2 separate regions of the Homo sapiens genome follow, and region 2 is linked to region 1. Evidence: chromatin loops called from intact Hi-C (ENCODE). Cell type or tissue: Caco-2. All regions are shown on one strand. Links, peaks and the distances in the headings refer to the core of each region. The heading gives the core; the rest is flanking DNA.

Region 1 (7,152 bases), core at 892-5,891:
GGCTGACCCCCCCACCTCCCTCCCGGACGGGGCGGCTGGCCGGGCGGGGTGCTGATCCCCCCACCTCCCTCCCGGATGGGTCGGCTGGCCGGGAGGGGGCTGAGCCCCCCACCTCCCTCCCGGACGGGGTGGCTGGCCCGGCAGAGGGGCTCCTCACTTCCCAGTAGGGGCAGCTGGGCAGAGGCGCCCCTCACCTCCCGGATGGGGCGGCTGGCCGGGCGGGGGGCTGACCCCACCTCCCTCCCGGACGGGGCGGCTGGCCGGGCGGGGGGCTGACCCCCCCACCTCCCTCCCAGACGGGGCGGCTGGCCGGGCGGGGTGCTGATCCCCCCACCTCCCTCCCGGACGGGGTGGCTGGCCCGGCAGAGGGGCTCCTCACTTCCCAGTAGGGGCGGCTGGGCAGAGGCGCCCCTCACCTCCCGGATGGGGCGGCTGGCCGGGCGGGGGGCTGACCCCACCTCCCTCCCAGACGGGGCGGCTGGCCGGGCGGGGGGCTGACCCCCCCACCTCCCTCCCGGACGTGGGGCTGACCCCCCCACCTCCCTCCCGGATGGGGCGGCTGGCCAGGCGGGGGGCTGACCCCCCCACCTCCCTCCTGGACGGGGCGGCTGGCCGGGCGGGGGGCTGACCCCCCCACCTCCCTCCCGGATGGGGCGGCTGGCCGGGCGGGGGGCTGACCCCCCCACCTCCCTCCCGGACTGGGCGGCTGCCGGGCGGAGACGCTCCTCACTTCCCAGACGGGGTGGCTGCCGGGCGGAGGGGCTCCTCACTTCTCAGATGGGGCGGATGCTGGGTGGAGGGTCTCCTCACTTCTCAGACGGGGCGGCTGGGCAGAGACGCTCCTCACCTCCCAGACGGGGTCGCCGCCGGGCAGAGGCACTCCTCACATCCCAGACGGGGCGGCGGGGCAGAGGCGCTCCCCACATCTCAGACGATGGGCGGCCGGGCAGAGACGCTCCTCACTTCCCAGATGGGATGGCTGCCGGGAAGAGGCGCTCCTCACTTCCTAGATGGGATGGCGGCCGGGCAGAGACGCTCCTCACTTTCCAGACTGGGCAGCCAGGCAGAGGGGCTCCTCACGTCCCAGACGATGGGCGGCCAGGCAGAGACGCTCCTCACTTCCCAGACGGGGTGGTGGCCGGGCAGAGGCTGCAATCTCGGCACTTTGGGAGGCCAAGGCAGGCGGCTGGGAGATGGAGGTTGTAGCGAGCTGAGATCACGCCACTGTACTCCAGCCTGGGCACCATTGAGCACTGAGTGAACCAGACTCCGTCTGCAATCCCGGCACCTCGGGAGGCCAAGGCTGGCGGATCACTCGCGGTTAGGAGCTGGAGACCAGCCCGGCCAACACAGTGAAACCCCGTCTCCACCAAAAAAGTACGAAAACCAGTCAGGCGTGGTGGCGCGCGCCTGCAATCGCAGGCACTCGGCAGGCTGAGGCAGGAGAATCAGGCAGGGAGGTTGCAGTGAGCCGAGATGGCAGCAGTACAGTCCAGCTTCGGCTCGGCATCAGAGGGAGACCGTGGAAAGAGAGGGAGAGGGAGACCGAGAGGGAGAGGGGAGAGGGGAGAGGGGAGAGGGGAGAGGGGAGAGGGGGAGGGAGAGGGAGAGGGAGAGGGAGAGGGAGAGGGAGAGGCAGAGCAAAAAAGGACCATATCTTATTTTTCTTTTTTCTTCCACTGATCCTAGGACAATTGCATATAGTAGTTATGAATTTATTTGTGGCTTTAGTGAATCTGGCATCATATTCTTTTGGTCCTTATTTATTTATTCATTTATTTTTGCACTTAAATGATGTGTCTACATGATAATGCATCAATTTGCATTGTGGGTTTTGTCCCCAAATCTTTGACTTCTTGAAATGTCCTTATAGTATTGTTTTGCTCTAAGAAAACATCAGGGCTCTGAATCAATAATTGGGACAAAGCAGTCTATTCAGTGGTTTGTAAACTGGATTAAAAAAAAAACCCAAAAGAATTCCTGCCACCTATTTGATGATCTGTAAGGAAAACCAGACAGTTAAAATGTTGCACAGAAAGAGACTAGCAGGTTGGTTTGCTGTTCCTGTCTTGTTTCAGTTTCATTAACTGAATCCTTGACTATTCTATCAATTTGACACTAGACAGGGTAGAGTGCTCCATACAATTTGTTACCCTTGGCTATCATCACTATAGTGTAAAGTTTTGGAAATAAGCAGGTGACTCTAAATCTTCAAAAGGGGACTGGCCTTGTTTATGTGGGCAAGGTATGGGAATTGTAGTGAACTGTCAGCCAACTTATGAATATCAGAAGGATGTCTATCCATACCAAAGGAATCAAAATTAAGTATAGAAAAAGTGAAGCAAAAATTATGGATAAGTTAAGGAATTGCCTCTTAAATTTGTTTGTTTCTTTGAGTTCAGTGAAGGTGGAACTATTAAAATGTGATTTACTCATACAAATTTTTAAAAAGAGGACTGTACCTCCTCAGGTAGACCAAGTGTTTGGAAGGACCAGCATGTGTTAAGAGGATCTAGCGGGGAAATAGGATTTGCCACAGAAATTACCTTACTCTGTTAACTTTGGACAATGTTCCATTGACTACCACTTGTCTTTGTCTTATAAGAATAGAATTTATGGAAGGAGAAAGAAACTTACAAGGAACGGGTAAAAGAATGAAACTGCTATTAATATGACTCAATGTTTTTTTCTTTCTTTTTTTTTTTTTTTGAAAAAAACTTCTAGATATTCCCCTTTTTTCAGATTATTCCAGATTCCATTTTTCTTTCTATGGATTTAAGATGGTAAATTTCTATTTAAAGTCTCATTGTTTGCTCTGATAGCTTTCTATATCTCTGATATATAATGGTCTCAGCAGGCTGAGTTTTACAAAGAGAATTCTACACTTCCTGACGAACATGCATTAGCTATTCCATAAGCACCCGGTGCTGTGCCAGAGGCTGTAAATGACACAGAGGAATGCTCTCAATCCAGTGTTGTTCCTTGCTGTGGAAAACAAACAGGCAAATGACTCCTCTTCTCTGGGCGCTATCTGTTACTCTAATATCTTATCTTAACACATTCTTAGTCCAACACTTACCCAGGAAGCTTGGGATATGGCTACTTATGAAGAAAGGATTACTCTTTTTTTTTTTTTTTCCCCTAGCTTTGGGCTCTTTATGAGGTTGGAAAACAAGTTTATTCCTATGTCTAATAAAATTTTACTACCGATTTCAAAACGCTTAAATTTTTTTTGCATTGCTTTCAATTGCTGCAATTTTTCCTAAGCCCAATAATTTTTTAATGCTATGTTAGTCACCAAGTAAACTACTCTTTTTCTCCAACTGAAGTATATAAGCACTATGGATTCTATGCCAGCCCAATAATGAACTCAATTAATGTTAATTGAGAGCAGCTTTGGGGGAAAAAAATCAGATTTTTACATTCATTCTTGAGTTTAGTGGAATAAACTTTTTTTTTTGGTGAAAGGGAACATAGAGTAGTGGTCAAGTAGCACGAATGCTGGAATCAGAGCTGTCAGATTCAAATCCTTGCTTTGCACATATTTGCTGTTGGATCTTGGGCAAGTTACCGAATTGCTCTGTGCTTCAATTTATTTATTTGTAAAATATTCATAATAACAGTATCTATTTCATAGGGTTATTATGAGGATTAAATGAGCTAATGTTGGCAGAGCACTTAGAATGGTGTGTGCCATTTAAGTGCTATATGAGTACTTCTTTTCATCTTTGCACCATCTATTCTGATTGATGGGACAGACAGGGGCTAGTGCTGGAGAGATAGGGTGTTCATTTGGTTCCGATGGTTCCTTTGTGATGATTGCCTGGTTCTTAACAAAAGGTTTTTATTTCAATGTGGATTGTATTTTCCTCCTTTCCTCCTTGGTTTTTACTAGAGGGATTTTTTTTTTTTTTTAATCAGGCAGCCCCCAAACCAGAGAGGCTCCTGGAGAATGTTTTAAAGTTACATAAATGATTATTTGCAAGATTACTTCTTGGCTAAAACTGGATTGGTTGAATGTGGCAGTTTTGAGACTATTTTCTGAACAAAGTTTTAAAGCTGGTTCTATGTAGATTTTTTTTTTCTCCCTGTGGGTGGCTCCAATGTATGAAATCATCCCCTTAGCTTTTTTTTTTTTTAAATCTTCAAATAAATAACAAAATGTAGATAATATCTAGATAAAACTTTTGGAGGGCTTGTGAGTAAAGGCTACTTATTTAAAACAAAACACTCAAAATAAATTGCATATAGACTAATTGAAGTAAGGGGCACCTGCAATTGTTATTAGACCTAATCTAGACCTTTTCACTAGTGGTTTATTTTTGGTTTATTTTTAAACAACACATATTCCCTTTATGAGAGAATGAGCTTCTGAGGCCAGTGAAGCATTTTGGCTGATGGCTGAGAGGTCACCCAGCAATGATAAAGTATCAGTTTGTTTTTTCTGGAGAGATATTTCCAAACAATAGTCGTTTGGGAGTTATAAACAGGCATCGAAGTTACTACTGAAAAGGTGAATTTGACAAATGAATTATAGATCTGTTGATAAATTGAGTAAATTGGATTTGATATATTAGATAATGGAGTGAGGAGATCAAGTGTGAAAATCACTACCTATAAAAATTAGTTAATTGCAACATTTCCCCATCAGTTTCATTTTTCATATGTGTGATTTTAAATAATTGACTTTGAAGTGTTTTATAAAATGACTTTTGAGTCTCTATTTTGTGTTCTTTTCATGATGTGTTTAACTTGGTATTTTAGTTTGGCAAAAACAAACAAATCCCCCCACCCCACTCCTCAAAAATGGGACTTGTAATAAAAGTTGCTTAAGAAATAGCATTAATTATATATATTTTCAAAACAGGCAATATATATTGTTCTGATAATTTCCTCCTAAATACTCAGTCTCTAAATTTATATTTTTCTTTTCTCCATAGCAATATGAAACTGTCTGTAAGAGGACTGTTCTTTATGATTGTTATAATTTTTCAACCAGAAGATACTACCTTTACAACCTCAGATACTAAGGGAGACAAATGTACTGAACTTACAAATGTATTATGTTGGATTACTAACAATAGACCTAATTGATAAAAGTGATTTAATATATGTTGTGTTAATAGCTAAACCTCCAAAGCCCCTAATCTCCCATGGAAATATTGCTTTGTAGAACAAAATCCAATGAGAAGTTCTGGGATTCCAGAGTGAATTTGTACATTCCTTAGGGGCATTTTTGCAAGGGAGGTTGTTGTGTTTTAAAGGTAGTTGATAAGAGACCTGCACCACCAACCCCAGACCTGCACCACCAACCACCATCATGCATTAGTCTATAGAAGGTATTTGGGTGTACGTACTCCTGTACCACTCGGTACCACCATTTAGCCAAGCGAAGTTTCTGACCATTTGCAGCATACATTATAAATCAGGATGTCACTACCAGACAATCAGATTTGAACATTCCATGAACAAAGTAGCCTATATACCCTAGAAATAGATCACTTAACTATGTTTATGTCATGCTGTTGATATGCCTGCATTTACACAAATCAGGATAGCACATTGCTTATTTATTTTAGGAGTAGGTACTTGATCTGTATATTTACCTAATTTTGGTTAATTAGCCAAAAATTGAAATGGGTAATTTAGCATGATTGCTTAAATACATGGGGAAGATATAATTATTCTTCCAACTGCAAAAATTTCTCCTTTATCCCTTGGGTTTGTGAAAGAATAAAATAATTTTGAGTCTTCTCTAAGTGGGGCTGGTAGTGGCTGCTTTCTTTGAAAAATTTTTCTATGTGGCACATAATGCTTGGGAAGGTCACTGGCCAGGTATTTGGGGAACTTTGTCCCTTGGGGAGACCTAGGAAAATCACAGGATATATTAGTTCAGTGAAGTGAGCTTGTTTAAGTTATATTGTCCTTCCAGTATCACTAGGGACTATCACTGCCACTTGGGGTGTCAACTTTTGGTGTCAAGTTTGTATACTCTTGTTGGCTGCAGAGATTTTGTTTTGTTTTGTTTTTGGCTCTTTGGTTTAAAAAAAATTGTTTGCAGAGATGAGCTTATAGATCTGGCAAGTTATAATTTAATTTTTAAAAATTAAGACAAAATATTAGTCTGAATCTAAGAATGAAAGGCCATAACTTGCTATATATGATTTAGTAATAAAAAATCACTTAAAAAATAAGGTGAGGAACTCAAGAAAGTATAGTCAAGCAAATGAAAAGTTACTCACGATGTTATCAATCAGAGATAACCACTGTTAACATTCTGGTCTTTTTTACGCTTTTTTTTTTTTTGCATATGTAACTCTGTTATCAGTAAAAATTTACGTCCTTGTTTTTGTTACATTAAATTATAAGTATTTCTCTAAGTACTTAGAATTTCTCCATAACCATTTTTTAAGTTACTAATATGTCAATATAAAGATGTAAACAAATTTAATCCTTTTATTGTTGGACATTTAGGAGGTTTGCAACTTCCTTTGTTATAAATAATGTTGCGATGAAAATCTTTATACATAAATCTTTGTCTACTTCTTTGATTAGTTCCTTAGGAAAAAAATCCTTGAAGTAAAAGTACTAAATTAAAGATCAAGTATTTTTAAAAAGCAAGATACGTGTTGTCAAACTGCTTTCCCAATGAGTTCCATCAAGATACACACTAATCAACTGTGTATGAAAATCACTTTCTTCCCACGGATGTTCAAATAAATATTTTTATATTATCATTGGGAGAATGTTTACCTAATTTTCTAATTTGCATTTCTTTGATTATCTAATTAGTTGAATAATTTTTCATTTTATCAAAAATTTATATTTCTTCGGTTAAATATCTGCATGGCATAAGTTTTTAAAATTTCTGTCTATTATTGCAGAATGTGACAGTGCGCATTTTCGCTGTGGAAGTGGGCATTGCATCCCTGCAGACTGGAGGTGTGATGGGACCAAAGACTGTTCAGATGACGCGGATGAAATTGGCTGCGGTAAGTGAGGAGGGGCCAGGCTAAGTTCTATTTTGAGTAACCTAAGTGCTTCCTGGTGATTTCAGCTGTAACAAAGAGAAGAGCTATGCCTTTTAGTGACAGAGCCAGGTCTGGGCCCAAGTCTTTTGAGATCTGTGTGGTTGAATAGAGAACTGATGGC
Region 2 (7,152 bases), core at 1,254-6,253, 67 kb before region 1:
TCAATGCCTTCATAAATATTTGTCTTTGAAGAACGGTATATAGGTACGGTGTTATATAAATATAATTGAAAGTGACATATGATTGAAAGAATATGTCCTTAATATTTCCATTCTGAAGAGTATATTCTTTCAGAAGAGAGCTTATAGCTTTTCTAGTTAAATGTACTTATTTTACAAAGAGGAATTTAAGGGCCGAAATGGGGAAGTGATTCTTCCCAGATCTCCCAACTAATTAGTGGCAGAACAGGACTAAATCTGGGGTCTTTTGTTCCAAAATGGTATTTACAATGCAGAATTCAGCATAGCCAAGTAGTCAAATAATAAATGTCTGGGACAACTAAGTTGGTCCAATACATATCTGCAGATTTTATCTGGAGTTAAGTATGCAAAAAGATACAATTCAATTGCATTAAAACTATATTTCCTAAAATGAATCTCTGTGGTTAGAAGTCAGAATATTAGCTTCCCTGATAGGATGGGAGTGACAAAAAGGGTCATGAAGAGAGTTTCTGGGCATGTTCTCACTCATAGGTGGGAATTCAACAATGAGAACACTTGGACACAGGAAGGGGAACATCACACACCAGGGCCTGTTGTGGAGTTGGGGGAGGAGGGAGGGATAGCATTAGGAGATATACCTAATGTAAATGACGAGTTAATGGGTGCAGCACACCAACATGGCACATGTATACATATGTAACAAACCTTCACATTGTGCACATATACCCTAGAACTTAAAGTATAATAATAAAAAATATTAATTAATTAAAAAAAGAGAGTTTCTGGGATGCTGATCATGGTCTGTTTCTTGATCTGGCGCTGGCTAAATGGATTAATTTATGAAAAATTTGTTTAACCCTATACTTGATGATTTGTGTATATGCTTTACTCTTTAATTTTAAAAGCTCACTTAGAAGTATATCTATTGGCTAAGTGATGCCTGTGCAAGACCTTGAGATGCTATGTTTTACCCACATTAAAGGAAGGATTGAAACAAATAGTGGGAGGACAGAGGCTCACATTTTAGAAAGGTCATAATTATGCCCTGCGGGCCTTTCACTCCTTCCTGGAAATCGGTTCTCCCAAATCAGCAAATTTATTTCAGAAATGTAACAGATAAAAATCTGCCCCACGGGAATCTTTCGTTCAAACCATTTGGAAAAATACAGGGACCTGTAGGTTTCTGGTTATTGCCATGAGCTCAGGGTTAGAAATGCTTGTCCCCTGTTTGGCCACTGTATAACCTTTTATGTGCCGTTATCTGATCTTCTTTTCACCCCAGGCAGTAAAGGGAGTGATAAGTCCTCCTCAAGGTCTCTTGCAAAGACCTCATAGGTGGATGGAGGAGGGGCAGAGGTGCCAGATGCACAGCTGAATTGAGCAGAGCTATTTCAGATGTTCAGTCTGTTCCTACACTTCTGCTCCTCACAGTGTGAATGGCATGTGTGTGCGAGGCAGGTCCAAACGTGTTTTTCTTGAAATGAATGTTAGCACAGAAGGGAGTGGAAATTAATGGGTTTTTATCTAGAAATGGAAGGAGGAGGCGGCTGCATGCTATTGATGTGGAACTGACCACAGCCTACCACCAATTTCTCATTCTTTGATCTTCTGCCATGATTTCTACTTTTAAAAATTTCAATTAATGCTTCACCATGGAAACTATGGCATCCTTAATGGCCCACCAGAGTAAATGCAGCTCTTCTAGTTTTATAGATTTTTAAAACCGAAATTAATTATAGAAAATCTGAAAATAGCTATCAGCTTTCTAGAAATATTGTGATAGTTGTCTCAGCATTCTGTATTCCCATTCATTGGATGCTTTTTTCTTTTTTTAATATGACAACTCACCATATGAAGTTACTTTTTTTCTTTGCATCCAGAGTTGCTCAAAAACTCTTTTGAAGTGTATTAACAATTCCTTCAATTTCACTTTTCCTTTTCTGGTTGGAATAAGAAAAATATTTATTATTTTTAATATGTAGGTCAATTTTAGGAATGAAAAATGCTCTCCTTACATAGTTGAAACATTAAGAAGTGGCAACAGCCCTAGTCAACATTTTAATTGGGTTCATATAATCATTTACTGCCATTGGCTCCCTATTTAAAGTGTGCAAAAATGCCTAGGTCCCAGCTCTGTGCATTTCAAGGCAGACCAAAAAACACCTATGAGTAAATAAAACTAGACAAAAATTCAAAGAGCAAATATTTAGACCTAATATTTTTTAAAATTTAGATTTTACAAAATCTTTGCCATACAGTTCAGCAATTCCTTCTCACACTCTACTCATTGTGTATCAAGCTTCATATTGGGCATTACACAAAATAATGACTATCAAAGTTGCTTTGGATAGAAGGGGTATGATTCTTCCTTAACTTGAAAATGAAGTAATTGTATTAGACATAAATCCAAAGGGAAAATGAATCTCTAACACATTTTTGTTCTTTACTTTCACTCTTTTGATCTTTTAGTGTATATTATTTGAAAGCCATGCCTTTACAAATGCAGCTATGTATCTGAAAGAGTTTAAGTTACAAAGTTTCAAAGATAACTGTGGTTTTAAAAATTGTATGTAGCTGGCTGGGCGCGGTGGCTCACATCTGTAATCCCAGCACTTTGGGAGGCCGAGGCAGGCGGATCATGAGGTCAGGAGATCGAGACCATCCTGGCTAACATGGTGAAACCCAGTCTCTACTAAAAATACAAAAAAATAGCCAGGCATGGTGGTGGGCACCTATAGTCCCGGCTACTCGGGAGGCTGAGGCAGGAGAATTGCTTGAACCCAGGAGGCAGAGGTTGCAGTGAGTCAAGATTGTTCCATTGCACTCTAGCCTGGGTGACAGAGCAACACTCCGTCTAAAAAAATAACAGAAAACAACAAACAAACAAACAAACAAAAATAGTATGTAGCTGACAGGAGAAAACAAAAAGAGACTAATTAAGATACTATAGTTACTAATGCGAGTGGCTGGTATAAATGAAATAGAGACACAAATATTGGCTCAGTACTTATTCTGAGGTCCCAAAGTTAAATAATAAATCTTTTTTTCCATTGAGTGATATTGGGAAACTTCTTTTTAAAAGTCATATGCCTAGAAGCACATCCATTGAATAGATTCTGGCACTGTTACTCCCAGTATGCCTCTACATTCCAGCCCTATCTGCAGTTCAGAGATTTGAGAGCCAAAGTTAAAGAGATTGTAGGAAATAGGAATTTTTTCCTTTTTGCTGTAACTCACCTGGGAGGCTTTTCATTTACATTGTCATTCCTGCGGGAAAAACAAAAACCTGCCTCCAAACCTGATAATGCTTCCTTGGTCCACTGCAGATAAGAGAGCTTTTGTCATAAATAAAGGAGTCAATTTGGATTTAGTTTTAAATCACTGCAGTGAATTTGTTGCCAAAGGAGATATTAGCAGTAATTGGTACAAAGTATTTTTATATGTTAACCCTTGTCATCAAGGCATACAATCTGATTTAAGATCATCAAAGGTTATCTTTCATGGTATATGTATAACTAAGACTGATTAGTTAATGAGCTGACCTTTTTTTCCAGCAAGGAGTTGTGGACATTGCCCCTTTCCCTTACTGTGTTTTCTAGAAAGTCATTTACTTGCATCTAAACCAACTGATATCTATCAGAAACCAAAAGATATTGAATGTGTCTCCTTTATTTTCTCCCAGAAGATACTGAATGCGTTTCCTTTTTTCTCTCAAATTATGGCTCACATAGTTTACCCTGCTCAGTGTTGTACCATGTAATGTTGTTTAAAAAGCAAGTAAATTTATTGCCAACATTTAAAAGTTGGGATGTTTTTCACAAAAGTCCAGATGTCTGCCTCTGTTACAAAATTAGGGGAACTAGTAATTCTAGAATTAATTTCTTCCAGGACAACAACTGGCTGAAGCTGAGCAGTGGCTAAGTTACACACGTAGAACAATGTGAGTTTTTTCTTAAGTATGACCCATATTAACTCATTTGTGTTAGCATCCTGGTCCCCAGTAGGTTGTTGAGTTTCAGACTCCTCTATGAAGCAGAGATTGGGTTGGGTGAGATAAGACTTTGAAGGAAGGAAAAGATTTTTCGTACAGTTGTTCAAAAAGCCAGAATGACCCTAGAGCTTCATGGTCAAGAGTCTAGACTTTGGATCAGACAGATCTGGGCTTCAGTCCCTGTTCCGCCATTTCCTATGTCTTGGAGCTTGAGGCAAATTGCTTAAATGTTCTTAAACTGCTTCCTCTTTGGTAATGGAAGACAATAACAGCTCCCATAGAGGGCTGTTGTGAGGAGTATGACAGAGGAATTATTTCTGGCACAAAAAGTTTTATTAATCAAGAAATCTAGCTACTTTTAAGAAATTGTTACAGAACATTGACTAAAATTCTTAAAAGAAAAGTACATTTACATATTTTAGACACATCTAAATTTATCTGTATTATCTGATTAGCTACAATCAATTAATTAATTCAGAATTGTCCCTCTTAGTCTTGGAGTCAGAATTTCGTTTTTCTTTTCTTTTCTTTTTGGAACTAGAGTCTCACTCTGTTGCCCAGGCTGCAGTGCAGTGGTGCTGTCTCAGCTCACTGCAACCTTCGCCTCCCAGGCTTGAATGATTCTCCTGCCTCAGCCTCCTGCCCAGCTCATTTTTGTATTTTTAGTAGAGACAGGGTTTCACTATATTGGCCAGGCTGGTCTTGAACTCCTGACCTCAAGTTATTCACCTGCTTTGGCCTCCCAAAGGGTTGGGATTACAGGTGTGAGCCACTGTGCCTAATTTAGGAGTCAGAATTTCAAACCATTTCCCCTTCAATGTATTTTTTCCAAGAGTCATAGTGGTGGCTTTCAGGCTGAATAAAGCTTCCTACATTGTTTGGCTAGATTTCTGCATTCACTATAATCATGCTTAAAAGTCACCATAACTTCAGAAGCCACTCCTAGAGTGGATAATAAGAGAAATGTTAAAAACAAAAAAGAAGTCACAGGAAAGGATTAAGAATCCTTTATTTGGTGGGTCTAGGGGCAGTTGTTGCAAGAAGAGATAAGTCAACTTCCCTGGACTAGAAAAATAGACTTGACCTAGAAAACTCTTTCATAGGCACACATTTCACAAATGAAATTTATAACAAAGCCAATACGAATCTTACAACTGCCTGAAAATTCAACTTGCTTCAAGTTCTTCTTTTAATCATCCTGTCTGCCCAGCTCTATAAAGTTATTAACATTGCCTAAACAATAGCATCCCCAAGGTCAGTGCTCTCCATCTGGCTGCACACTGGAATCACCTGGAAGATGTTAAACCTTAGTACTGCTCAGGCCCTACTCCCAGAGACTCTGACTTAATTGGTCTAGGGTGCCTGGACAGCAATATGGGCTTCTGCTCTATAGCCTTATGTTAGCACTGGGCGTTGGTATGGGGGAGAAATGTAAATCTCAAGAGAGCAGAAGCCCGGCCATTGGTTTGTCTCCTTTTCCTGACATTCATAGAACTACTCTTGCTGGCTGCAATAAACTGAACCTTCACTTATTTGAGTGCAAAGGAGAGAGAGATGGCAAATGGTTAGTCAGCACTCCAGCAAGGGAAGGAAGGTCTGTGCTAACCATGTCTAAGGGTATCTATAACAGTACAAGAAATCTTTGAAGTGCACTTTTTACTCTACACGGTATATCTCATTTTGCTACACCAGTAACTTTTGAGATGGATATGGTTATTATTATTATTCTCACTTTGTTGAGGAGTAAAAAAGTCTATAACAGGCATGGATTTTTCCATCATGATTCATCACTTCGTTTTGATTTTTTGAAATAAAATTGAATCTACTTCTGAATTCCAATTTGCCAAGGTTGATAAACAGTTCAATATAAATCATTTGTCTGCCATTGGCTTGTGCAAGAACCCTACCCTTAGAAACATGATAAGGAGAGCTGGGTCTTTGAAACATAGTGGTCACCATTACCAGTTTATTCCTCCCACTACTTGATGCCCTTTTCATGTCCTGGCCCTTCACTGTTCACCTCCAGGTGTCCTTCACTGAGAACATCTCTAATTTCTACAAGTTTGGCCATGGAGAGCCTCATTGCTATTCCCAAGGGTCTGGTCCTCCTCAAGCATCCATGTGCCCAGCCCCCTTCAACATATAGGGCACTTTGAGGAAGCTGGTGTAGGCTTAACTTCTAATAGAATCCCATTCCTCTCCTCTGCCAGTCTTTCAGGGACTCGACAATACTTCAGCGTCTAGGCAAAACCTCTCCTTTCCTTGGATGCACGGAAGCTTTAATATCATTTCCTTGAATGGGCTGAGCCTTCCCAAAAGGCAGCTTAGGAAACACACAGAACACTGTTATCTCTCTCTTCTGAGCAAAGGAACCCAAAACTCAAAGCACAAAGACCTGGCTGTATTTTTTAGATTGGAACAGGGAAATAGCATTCTTTTTCTTTTTTGTTGATGAGTCTACAGCAGCCCCAAAGACACAAATTAGTTATTTATTATCTACTCTGATATAGTGCTATAAAGCTTCTAAAGCAAGTAAGAGAAGCTTCTCTTTTCATCAGAATTAACCCATTGACCCAAATGGATCTTTGACACTTCCTAAGTCCAAAAAAACCCACAAAAAAGACAACAAAAAACATCTTTACTGAAGAGGTTTGAAATTAGACACTGTATTAGTTCTCTGATAAGTAAGTACAAAACCTCAATCTTTAATGAAGTTCCTCTGAAACAGTTTATTTTTCATGGACTATTCTTCAACAAATCTTCCATACCATTTTAGGTTTGTTTTTATGAGACTTCTTGAGTATTAACAGTTAGTGGTCTTGGTCACTGATTCTTATTCTAGTCACCTATCTAGTTCTTGGGCCAGAGGAATATCAGCTTAGTTAAAAGTGCTTCCAGGTCTTGGGACCCTTGAAAGATCTAAGGGAATCTATAGTCCCACTCTCAACTGTGGAGACCTCAGCTATAAATATAATACCATTCAGATGGTCTCCAGCTAGACCATCCAGTAACAGATAGGTATCTATAATAATAAGAGTTCTAGTTTGTTCCTCCATTTTGCAAATTAAAAGTGCAGACCTTTTCTGAGGCTGAAATTATTACATCTCACAAAGGACTTCATGGGAATGGATGAAGGGTGGTAAGCAAAGAAATTGCACAGA

Evidence for each region. A loop is a pair of places that touch in the nucleus more often than their neighbours do. Peaks named below come from ENCODE experiments on the same cell type or tissue, not always from the same donor. Only the 100,000 strongest peaks of a DNase experiment are listed, where the experiment ranks them.
Region 2: a loop joins it to region 1, with 6 times the contacts of the local background. A loop is called at or near these places in 1 of 110 quality-filtered maps.

What each region holds. Positions count from the first base shown.
Region 1 is chr2:169,320,617-169,327,768 of GRCh38, reverse strand. It overlaps LRP2 (LDL receptor related protein 2), which reads left to right. Exons shown (of 79, transcript NM_004525.3): 2 at 6,885-6,992. Among named protein-coding and RNA genes, the nearest start is that of LRP2, 38 kb to the left of the region's middle. In Caco-2, for the core only: no CTCF peak of the experiment used is centred there; a DNase peak (open chromatin) is centred at 2,948.
Region 2 is chr2:169,387,513-169,394,664 of GRCh38, reverse strand. No RefSeq gene overlaps it. Among named protein-coding and RNA genes, the nearest start is that of LRP2, 29 kb to the right of the region's middle. In Caco-2, for the core only: no CTCF peak of the experiment used is centred there; DNase peaks (open chromatin) are centred at 1,354 and 3,264.